Regions from separate parts of the Homo sapiens genome. Here all the other regions are linked to region 2. The links are chromatin contacts, found by Hi-C or POLR2A ChIA-PET in ENCODE. All regions are on one chromosome and are shown on one strand. The core of a region is the stretch at or near the end of the contact, and the rest is flanking DNA. Distances in the headings are between cores, read along the strand shown. Region 1 holds the start of URB1-AS1 (URB1 antisense RNA 1 (head to head)). Region 2 holds the start of CBR3-AS1 (CBR3 antisense RNA 1). Region 3 holds the start of PAXBP1 (PAX3 and PAX7 binding protein 1).

Region 1 (3,547 bases), core at 800-3,299, 3.8 Mb before region 2:
GGAAACCATCATTCTCAGCAAACTATCGCAAGGACAAAAAACCAAACACCGCATGTTCTCACTCATAGGTGGGAACTGAACAATGAGAACACATGGACACAGGAAGGGGAACATCACACACCGGGGCCTGTTGTCGGGTCGGGGGGAGGGGGGAGGGACAGCATTAGGAGATATACCTAAGGTTAAATGACGAGTTAATGGGTGCAGGACACCAACATGGCACATGTATACATATGTAACAAAGGGGCACGTTGTGCACATGTACCCTAAAACTTAAAGTATGATTAAAAAAAAAAGAAAAGAAAAGCCACTTCCTCAGGGGAGCCTTCTTTGAGCTCCCAGATTAGATCCAAGGTCTGTTAAACACCCTCAGGCACCATGTACCTCTCCTTTGGAAAACTCGTGCTTGAAACTGTATGTATGTGATTTTACTGACCAATATCTGCCTGCCCCACTCGACTGTTTGTAAACCCCACAATGGCAGAGGCTTTTTGACATTTTTATTCATCACTTTATCTCTACCGTAGCAAATAATAGCCTCTAGTAATACTTAATGAATTCGGAAATAAATAACTCTATGCTAACTAAGTATCATCTTCCTAGCTGTGACTAGCAAGTACAGGTATAGGTATCAAAGTTTAAAAACAGGCCAGGTGTGGTGGCTCATACCTATACTCCCAGCCCTTTGAGAAGACAAGGTGGGAAGATTGCTTGAGACTGGGAGTTCGAGGGCAGCCTGGACAACATAGTGAGATTCCATCTCTACAAAAAGTAAAAAAAAAAAAAAAAACATAGCTGGGCATGGTGTTGTGCACCTACAATCTCAGCTACTTGGGAGGCTGAGGTGGGAGGACAGCTTAAGCCCAGAAGTTCAAGGCTGCAGTGAGCTATGATAGTGCCACTGCACTTCAGCCTGGGCAACAGAGCAAGACCCTGTCGTTTAAAAAAAAAAATGAGGACAAAAATTGGAAGTTGAAGATATTTTGGCCATTAATTTAATCGTTTATTTAACCTGGGAGAAAAACTGCCACTGTTTTATTTTAGAGCAATGCTTCCACATGGCAACACGTTCAATTGCGTTTTTCCCAAACCATGTTACTTTCCAAACGATTACAAGTAGTCGCGAAGGGTGGTCACACTTTACAAAAAGTGTAATTAAATTATAGAGTCGGCTACATCTCAGTCACTGGCCCATTCCTGGTCAACTGACAAGTAGCTGTGGTGGCTTCTAGTAGCTTGTTACAAGTCATCAAGTCAGTATGAGTGTTGGGGGATGGAAGCTATTGAAAACGGTGCTGACGGCCCAAGGAGTAGCAAACTGTCTCATGAACCGTCCTGAGCCGACTCAGTAAGGACTCAATAGAGAAGGACACTTCATTTACTTCCCTGACAACTGCAATAAAGAGGTTTTAGAGCTCGCTGAGGGATGCTGCCTGGGCAAGGGAAATAAATGTGTTGTAACATGAAACGGTCCCAATCAAGCAAGTCGGGGCCCTCTCGCTGTCGCCGACAGTCCAGAGCAAGGAAGTACACAGCAGTCCTGAACCTCAGTTTTCTGCAAACCAGAGGCTTGCCACTGAGCCTATGTGACCCGAAAGCTGCAGAAAGGAGAGGCTGTGCCCGGCACACGGAGGCCGCCTCGCCAGCCTGTGCTCCCGACCCTGCGCCTGCCGCCCCGGACTCACCTGGCCCGGGGCCCTGCGGGTCCTTCAGCTGAGCCTTGAACCGCACGCCCGTGAGCTCTTCTTTGCGGGCGCGCTTGGCTGCACCCGCGGAGGAAGCCGCGCCGTCCTGGCCGCCCGAGGCCTTCCTCTTGGGGACCCCCATGGCCGAGAGGGCGGAAGCGCGACGGAAACGACACACCTGAGGGGACCCGGCAGGAGCACTGGCACAGACAGCAGACACGCGCTTCAGGCCCACATGGCGCAGGAAGAGGCGGGGCTGGCGGAAGAGGCGGGGCTGGCGGAAGAGGCGGGGCTCGGGGAAAGGCCGGCGGAAGGGGCCGACCCGCGCGAGGCTGGGACCGGCGGAAGGGGCGTGGCCTGCAGAAGGGGCGGGGCGATAGGGATCCAGAGTCTTGGGGATCCAGAGTCTTGGGGCTCCATGTGAGTTTGCTGTACCGGTTGTCCCGGTCACGGCATGGGGCGAGCGGACACTCCACGACACCCCCCGCCCCCGGCTGCAGGGTTTGGGGTCCACCGGGGCGCATTTCTGATCCCAGTGGCTCTTCGGGTGCTCTTGGCCGGAAGAACTCCCAGACCTTTCACTCCTGGCCTGGCCGATCCACGAAGACTCGGGCCCCGGCGCGTCCAAGCAGCACAATGAGTAGTTCTTGACCCGAGGTCGCCCTGAAGGTGTCGCATGAAGAGCTTGCTTCACACACAACAGGATTCGATACTTTGCCAATTCAAGGCCCTGGTGGCTGGCCGGGAAGGTGGATTCGCCTTGGCTAGGTGCCAGGCAGGTCCGCCTGTGCGGGTGCCCCTGACTTCGACCCCTAGCTTATGTCACAGCCCGAACCAGATCGACTGGTCTGGTAGCAGCCTGTCACTCCAGACTGTCCTCCACCCCAGACTTCCGCAAACTGATGGGCTCTTTGCGCCGTGCAGGGTGGGAGGAGAAGACCAAACGAAGTAACGTCTGTAAAACCCCTTCCTGGACAGCGTAAGGCCTCCACATCTAAGTTCCTGTCATTAAAATGGAGACAGCAAAGCCGACCCTATCCAGTCCTTGGGACTGTTATGAACAGAAAATGATGCAATGTATGAAAAACTGCTTTGAGGAGAAAAACAACACAGTGTGTTTTTGGAAGATGTGATTGATTTGTAAACCGCATTAAATGCTCTGAAATAAAATGAAAGTAAAAATAAGTAAAAACAGGCTGGTACATATTTTAATACGACTTCATCGATACTTAGGTATGTGTCCAAATAAATCATGAACCAGCGCATTAGATAAGTAACTTGGTGATTACTGAAATTCTCCATCAGGTTGTCCTCTAGTCTAAGAAAATTGTGTTTCATATTCTGTAAGCAGATGTGTTTTGAACATCTGAGGATGTGGGCTTTTGTGGCCTGTTGGGGTCTCAGAGTTTCTAGTAGAAAAAGCACGTGTGTTGACGCTGAGCCTCTGTCCCGACAAGATGATTGTGCCTGTGGAGATGTCTATGTTGTAGGCAGGTCAGAGAGAGGGTGTCACCCCTAGCAGATATGAGCTAATGCAGCAATGTTAAGAGAGGGGAATATGCTCAAAAAGTCATCTGTAAAAGGCAACACTCATTAGTGAATACAGACTTAATTCTGACTGATTATCCACACTGGTCCTCTTCTTTGGTTAATCGCTAACCACCAACTTTGTTTTCTGCCATGGTGGTCCCAACCAAAAAGTTATCAGAAAGAGTTAGGAAACAGTCAAAAGCCCTGAGTTCAGTTTCTGCCTGTGTGACCTTGGGCAAATTACCATCCCTCTGTGCTGGTTTGCTTTACAAACAATTAAAGAGCATGAGGAACTTCCCAGGATTATCCAGCTAGTAACTGGTGGAGCCAGG
Region 2 (3,519 bases), core at 59-2,558:
AAGTGTAAAGCAGTTCTTTCATCTCTGTTCAGTGCAGTGTTGAGTGTGACTAGGATTTGAAGAACCTAAAAAAAAAAAAAACTCACCTGCTTGCCATCTTCTTGTTTTTTTTTTGTTGTTTTTTGGTTTTTGCTGGTTTTGTTTGCTGCTTTTGTAAAACCAGTTTATCATATTCTCATTAGGAAATCAATTTTCATGAAATTAATTTTTTTTCCTGCTAACTATGGCTCAATCTTTTCGTTTCTCTCTGCTTCTATCTTAAGACCATTCCTCAAATTGACCATGAGAGGATTTACATCTGGGGCACTTGGTATATGCCAAATGGAGACAAAATCAGAATCAGCAGCCTGGCTGGGCCACAGGTCCAGCATCCCAAGCTATTAAAATATTCTTAGTGTTTCCAGGGAAGTGATAGATCCACTTTGGAAGCTGATAATATACCCCTCCCCTAGAAACATGCATATACACAAAGTGTTCTAAACAACTTCCAGGTGCTCATGACCTCCCCCACCTCCCAAGCTCATTGACCACTGCCTCGCCTTCACGAACTCCAGACCTGGTCTGAACATTTCTAAAGGACGCTCGGGAGTTAAAAGGAGCGAGGCCACTGCAGAAATGACAGCCTTCATCCACAAGTGGCCCACTTCGGGTTGGCTGGAGCCACAGCTGGGTGGGGACAGGGCCTGTGCTCAGGTGAGCACTGCCTACCGCGCACCCTCCAGGTGCGTCCTACCCTGAAGCGGTCGGACTGGACCGTCTAGGTCCCAGCGCTCGAGAGGATGGCAGGCAGGGGCTGGTGATTGTCTGGAGATATGAATGCTTTCTAAGGTTGACGTCAAGGTCTCCTTCCTGAGCCACAGTCCACGTGATAAGCTCTGTCCAGGTAGAAATGATCTCACCTCTCCTGTCGCCCAGGGTCGGAAACCTGAGGCCCGTGCGGGCTGGGGCAACTTAGCAGGGGTCCCAAGCCCGCCGCGCCCCCTGCGCCCCAAACGTGTGTGGAGGGCTTGGACGTGGTCCAGAGGGAAAAGATGGGGTGAACCAGGTGCCGCGCACCCTTCGAGGAGCCCCCGCTTCTCCGTTTCTGTGAGTGACTCCAAAGCACCTCCGAGGGCCGACACACGCGCGGACGACCTTGGGCGGGCACTGACCAATGTCCCCTTCCACTCGGTTGTGTCGGGGGTCCCCAGGTGAGGCGCGAACGCCGCCCCGCTCACCTGTACGAGGCCTTTCCCGGAGCAGCCCGGCTACGAAGCGACACCCATGGCGGAGAAGCTAAGGAAGACTCCCGCTCCCTCACACCGCGGCTGAGGCGACTGAACCGCCCCAGTACGCCGGGGCCCTCCCCAAGCCCTGCTCCCAAGCCGAAGCCCCGCCCCCGCGTCTAAGGCCCACCTCCAGGCCCCGCCCCTGACCCCGACTCCGTGAGTCAAGCCTGGCCTTTCAGTCCAGCCCAGCCCGTCGAGGCCCCGCCCCTGTTGTTATGGCCCGCCTCCAGGCACCGCCCTTGATCCCACCTTCATGAGTCAGGCCCCGCCTTCCAGCCTAGCCCGGCCAGCCGAGGCCCCGCCCCTGTAGGGACAGCCCACTTCCAGGCCCCGCCCTTGATCCCGCCTCCTTCGGTCAGGCCCCGTCTTCTAGTTCCGCCCCGCCCGCGGAAACCCCGCCCCCGCGCGCCTATGGCCCACCTCCAGGTCCCGCCCCTGAGCCCGCCTCCAGGCGTCCAGCCCCGCCTTCCAGCCCCGCCCCAAGCGCCGAGGCCCGGCTTCCAGGCTCCGCCCCGACCCGCGCGGTGGGGAAGAGCCGCTGCCGCTGGTTCTCCGGCTCTTCCTCGGCGGTTCTGGCTCCCGGCCGCGCCGCAGCCCTGCCCAGTCTCTCTCCCCCAGCCCGGAGGGCTCCTCCGCGCCGCACGTGAGCGCGCCCGCCAACAGGGCCACTGCCGCGGTAAGTCGTGCCTGCGCCCTGTCCGGCGTCCAGTCCTCAGCCGCTGGGCGAAGCCGGAGGAGCCGGGCATCTCCTCCCCGCCGGCCCGCGGGTCCTTCTCCGGGTCCAGAGGGCTTGGGCGGCGCCGTGGGGCGGCCCGGGGTGCAGGTGGCTTACCGGCGCGCGGCCCGGGCCTGCGGCGCGCTCTGCTGCAGTGCGGGGGCGGAGAGCTCGGGGCCGGAGACCGGGAGGGCAGCGGGGAGACTGGGTGGGGTCCCCTAGGGTTACCCGACCCTGGCGCGGAGGATATGATGCCGGCCACGCCCTCGCCGAGCGGGGCGGCAGGTGCAGGTCCAGGGGTGGGTCGCGGCCCGCGCGCCCTCCCGGGGCCGGCCCACGAAGAGACGCTCAGCCTTTGTTTGCTGGTGCCCTGGCTGGGGAGGAGGCTGGGGACGCAGACCTGTGAGAACTAAGGGCTTTCCTCGTTGGGGAAGACCCCAGTCTTCCAGCCAGTCCCCAGGAGAAGGGATCCGGGCCGCAGTGCGCGCTCTGCCAGCCTGGCCCCTGCGCCCTGCAGGGTTCCCGGCTGCTCGCGGGGACTGTTACCCGCAGTGTTGCCTTACACTCGCGACTGCAGCCCCACAATTGGGAAGACTTTGCTAGGATTTTTTTGGTAAGGCGAGGGAAGACCGTCCCCCCGGCCCCACAAGTCTGCTGCCATTAGGTGGCTTAAATTTTTTCCAGTACAATTTAATTGCCACTTTGAAAGACCACATTCAAAACAGTGTGTCCCAGAGTTGATTAAGCCCATTGGTGATGAGTGTTTCTGTGCTGTGGACTAAGGATCATTATCAATTTTATTACTAATAGTACATATCTGTTATCTGTTGCTAAATGTTTTTGCTTATGTGGTAGGGTCACTGTCCTCATTTTCATCGAACTGAGAAATGTTCCTTCATATAGACATATTTACAGTGAACTTTTTTGGGATCTGGCAGTTGGTTTTTCTCTTGAACTTGTTTTTTTCTTTTTCTAAATTATTATTATTATTATTATTTTGAGACGAAGGTCTCATTATGTTGCCCAGTCTGGTCTCAAACTCCTGGGCTCAAGCAATCCTTCCACCTCGGCCTCTTAAAGTGCTGGGATTACAGGTATGAGCCACAGTGCCCAACCCTGAATTTGATTTTCTATGAAATTAAAAATGGGTAAAGAGAGAGATTTCTTGCTGACATTTTCGATTTTAAGGTATCTGAGCAGATACACTTCTTGTGTGATTACTTCTTTCTGTGTCTAGTTATTTATAGCCTGTATAACTGTCGGTTTTACTGAACTCTTCAATCTCTCACAGGAGACATATCCAGGATAGATTGCAAGATCATTGGCAAAAGAGCTATTTGAGAACTGAACCAATAATTTTATCAGTAGCATAATGTAGTGGAGACCTGTACTATCTCACTGACCTGAGCTCGAATCTGGTTCTGCTAGCTGCTGGGTGTGTGACCTGGGCAATTTTCCGAATGGCCTGACTTCTAATATCCTCATCTTGGGCCTAATACCCATCTCACAGGACTCGTGTATTGCAGTAAAGAAATG
Region 3 (3,118 bases), core at 148-2,647, 3.4 Mb before region 2:
TTAAAGCTAAGGTAAGGGCAAATCACTTTTCTTTGATTTGAAATTTTAAAAGTACTAAATACTTAAAAAAAAATAGCTCATGTATCTCAAAAACAAAAATCTGTCTGTACTCCTCTCAAACCAAATAAAGAGTAACAGAAATGCCAAAGATAAACTACCTACCTTACTGGAAACCTCTCGAATAAAAATGCAAGATTTACAAAACTTAATTTCTTTTTTCGTAACATGGAATTAACTGGGTTATGCACATTCAAATGGTCAGAAGAAAAGATTTAAGGCTCATTTAAGATCAGCAATCTAAAACCACTGCAGCCTGGCCTCCCACAGGAATTGGAGAAACTACCTTGCTTTTACTATTTTTACACCGTCTCGCTTCACTGTTCCCAAAGTCAGTGCGAAGAAGGCTGGGTATCTGCTACCCCTAATTACTTTTATGGGTAAACTGAGGCTCAGCGACTGCAAGGGACTGGCCCAAGGTCACTCAGAACCAGAGCTGCAACTCCAGGCTTCTGTTCCCTCTCCTAGTATTCCTTTTTACAAACTCGGCCTTCATGGTCGAGGATGCCTGGACAGAGCATCCAAGAAGTGTGGGCGCAGTGACCTGCAGAGGGCTCGGAAAGCATGCCAAGAGCAGCCAGGGGACCCACACCAAGTTGGCCCTGAAACACGCCAGGCAGAAAAGAGGCAGGACAGGGAACACCGAATTTCCCCTGAAACACTCTGAATGCCTGATCTGAGCTCCGGCCCCGTGGCAGAGGAGGTGGTTAAGAAAAGGCTGGGGGCAGCGCGGGAACGCGTCCCTTGCCCGAGCAGAAGGCCGGAGGCTGGGGAAGATTCGCAGCCGGTCGGACGGCAGGGGACTCCGTTCCAGGGCTCCGGGGCTGGGCGTCCAGAGAATACGGGGGCGGGGGACGGGGGCCTGCGTCGGGGATGCGGCCGTCTAAGGGCGTCCGAAGCGCGCACTTTACCTTCCTCCTCGTCCTGGAAGCTGAGCAGGCTGGCCCGGGGCACCTCTTTGTTCTCGCGAGGCCTCTTGCGCGGCTTCAGCCCGTTGCCGGGCTCCGCGCCGCCGGGGAAGCCGCCCCCGGCCTCAGCCCCGAGGCCCGGGGTCAGCGCGGAAGGCGGCGACGGCCCCGGGCCCAGCAGCGACTCCCCGCCAGGGGCCCTGTCGCCGCCACCGGGGCCCGCCTCTTCGCCCGTGCCCGGCGGCGGCAACAACGGCGGCGGCTCCTGCTCCTCATCGCGTTCCCGCTCTTCCTCTTCGGAGTCGTTCCGCTTGCGCACGTTCACCCGCCGGGCCTTTCGGAACATCCCCGCGGCCCGCACGGCGGTCGAATACTCGCTTCCACACCGCGGCCCCGGCAGCGCCGAGCTCGTGACGGCGCACGCGCGCTCTCCGGAGCTCCAGCCGGGTCGAGTCCTCTGTTGCTACCGCGCACCCCACGAGCGCGCATGCGCCTATGCTCCCACGCGCTCTCAATACTTGGAGAAAGAGAGAGAGTGAGAGAGAGAGAGAGAGAGAGAGAGAGAGAGAGAGAGAGAGAGAGAGAGAGAGAGAGAGAGAGAGAGAGAGAGAGAGAGAGAGAGAGAGCGAGAGAGAGAGAGAGAGAGAGAGCGAGAGAGAGAGAGAGAGCCCCACACCTCTCGCGAGAGCGTCGGCTCTTTGCATCGCTCTCTGTCGGAGTGGAGTACTATTAGCATGGAACTCTGGTGTTGTTTGACAGGTCACAAAGAGGATCATAGAGATGAGAAGAAAGAGTAGGCTCTGTTGTCCCTCAGACGGCGCTGCTGCAGTGCGTCTTCGCACTTACGCGGAGCGGTAATGTGAGGAAGCCTCCCGCCAAACAGATGAGGGAGGAGGAGGAGGGGAGAGGCCAGAGAGAGAAGCGGCTTTCGGGAAGGAAAGTGTGATCTAGTAGGTGGAATAGTCCTCTCCAAACTTTGACCTGAGGTGTGACTATTGGTAATTACTAGTTATTCTTGAGTAATACTTTGTATTTCTACAGCTTTATAGCTACAGAGCTCTTAGAAAGACATTGAATTTTATTTATGATACAATGTTACTTCAAAGACATTGAATTTCATTTATGGTACAATGTTACTTCAAAGACATTGAATTTCAGTTATGATACAATGTTACCTGGCTTGATGTCCCCCGTTCCCCAGTCTTTCAGGAACAAGGAAAGCAAAAGTGTTTCCGTGTTTTCTAAAGAATGCCAAGTTTGCAAGCAATTCTATGACTAAATACTTTCCAAAGCTTAGTGAGTTTCAGAAACAAGTGGAAGGAAAATAGAGCAGGGGGTGGGGAAGGTTGTGACAGTTCTCAGACTTGCGTGACAAAGCCCTCGCTGGCCACACCTTCACAGGGTGATTGCGCCTAAGGTTGAACTCACCGGCTTTCCCTATCTCATCACCGAACTAGAAGTTTTTCCTTCGGGCATGCACCTGTGCATGCGAATTCATTTTGATGTTTCGAAATTAAAAGGGTATTCGGTAGAGTGAAAAAAATCCACCCATGTCTGGAAGGCTGTTCACTTCCTCAGTGGCAATGTTAACAGTTTCTTATGATCCTCTAAAGATGTTCCATGAACATAAAAGCAAATAAATATGCATATTTTAATGTGTTCCCCTTTTTACACAGATGGTGTGTAAGCTGCATTTTTAGCCTACCGTAGATTGGAGATCGGCCCATATCTGTATATGAAGGGTTGTGTTTTTTTGGTTTTTTGTTTGTTTGTTTTGAGACTAAATTTCGCTCTTGTCGCCCAGGCTAGAGTGCAATGGCGCGATCTCCGCTCACTGCAATCTCCGCCTCCCAGGTTCAAGTGATTCTTCTGCCTCAGCCTCCCTAGTAGCTGGGATTACAGGCACGTGCCACCACGCCCAGCTAATTTATTTTGTATTTTTGTATTTCACTCTGTTGGCCAGGATGATCTCAATCTCTTGACTTCGTGATCCGCCCGCCTCAGTCTCCCAAAGTGCTGGGATTACAGGCGTGAGCCACCGCGCACGGCCGTCTATTTTTTTTTTTAACCCACCTGCGTAGTGATTCATTGTTGGGATATACCGTAATTTATTTAACCAGTTCCATAAACATTGATATTTAGATTATTTCTAG

The links. A loop is a pair of places that touch in the nucleus more often than their neighbours do. ChIA-PET counts read pairs that join two places held with the same protein, here RNA polymerase II (POLR2A). Pooled maps may share reads with other maps.
Region 1: a loop to region 2 is called in a map of CD14-positive monocyte, with 25 times the contacts of the local background. The contact joins the promoter of URB1-AS1 here to the promoter of CBR3-AS1 in region 2. A Hi-C loop is called at or near these places in 1 of 168 maps with a recorded cell type or tissue (CD14-positive monocyte), 1 of 37 single-sample maps with no recorded cell type and 4 of 50 pooled maps.
Region 3: a pooled map shows a loop between it and region 2 (15-fold over the local background). The contact joins the promoter of PAXBP1 here to the promoter of CBR3-AS1 in region 2. A Hi-C loop is called at or near these places in 1 of 37 single-sample maps with no recorded cell type and 10 of 50 pooled maps. POLR2A ChIA-PET finds 5 or more read pairs at or near these places in 1 of 52 experiments (WTC11).

Annotation. Positions count from the first base shown.
Region 1 is chr21:32,391,084-32,394,630 of GRCh38, forward strand. It overlaps URB1-AS1 (URB1 antisense RNA 1 (head to head)), which reads left to right and starts at 2,050. Exons shown (of 1, transcript NR_026845.1): 1 at 2,050-2,877. URB1 (URB1 ribosome biogenesis factor) reads right to left here and starts at 1,929. Exons shown (of 39, transcript NM_014825.3): 1 at 1,686-1,929. The coding sequence starts at 1,827. RefSeq lists enhancers at 1,195-1,977, 1,837-2,131, 1,978-2,759, 2,282-2,531.
Region 2 is chr21:36,155,000-36,158,518 of GRCh38, forward strand. CBR3-AS1 (CBR3 antisense RNA 1) reads right to left here and starts at 1,309. Exons shown (of 3, transcript NR_038893.1): 1 at 1,218-1,309. DOP1B (DOP1 leucine zipper like protein B) reads left to right here and starts at 1,825. Exons shown (of 37, transcript NM_001320714.2): 1 at 1,825-1,944. RefSeq lists enhancers at 351-1,018, 1,019-1,685, 1,070-1,119, 1,200-1,259 and silencers at 1,440-1,989, 2,020-2,319.
Region 3 is chr21:32,770,358-32,773,475 of GRCh38, forward strand. PAXBP1 (PAX3 and PAX7 binding protein 1) reads right to left here and starts at 1,398. Exons shown (of 18, transcript NM_016631.4): 1 at 969-1,398. The coding sequence starts at 1,311. It overlaps EPCIP-AS1 (EPCIP antisense RNA 1), which reads left to right and starts at 1,743. Exons shown (of 4, transcript NR_024623.1): 1 at 1,743-1,951. RefSeq lists an enhancer at 1,065-2,054.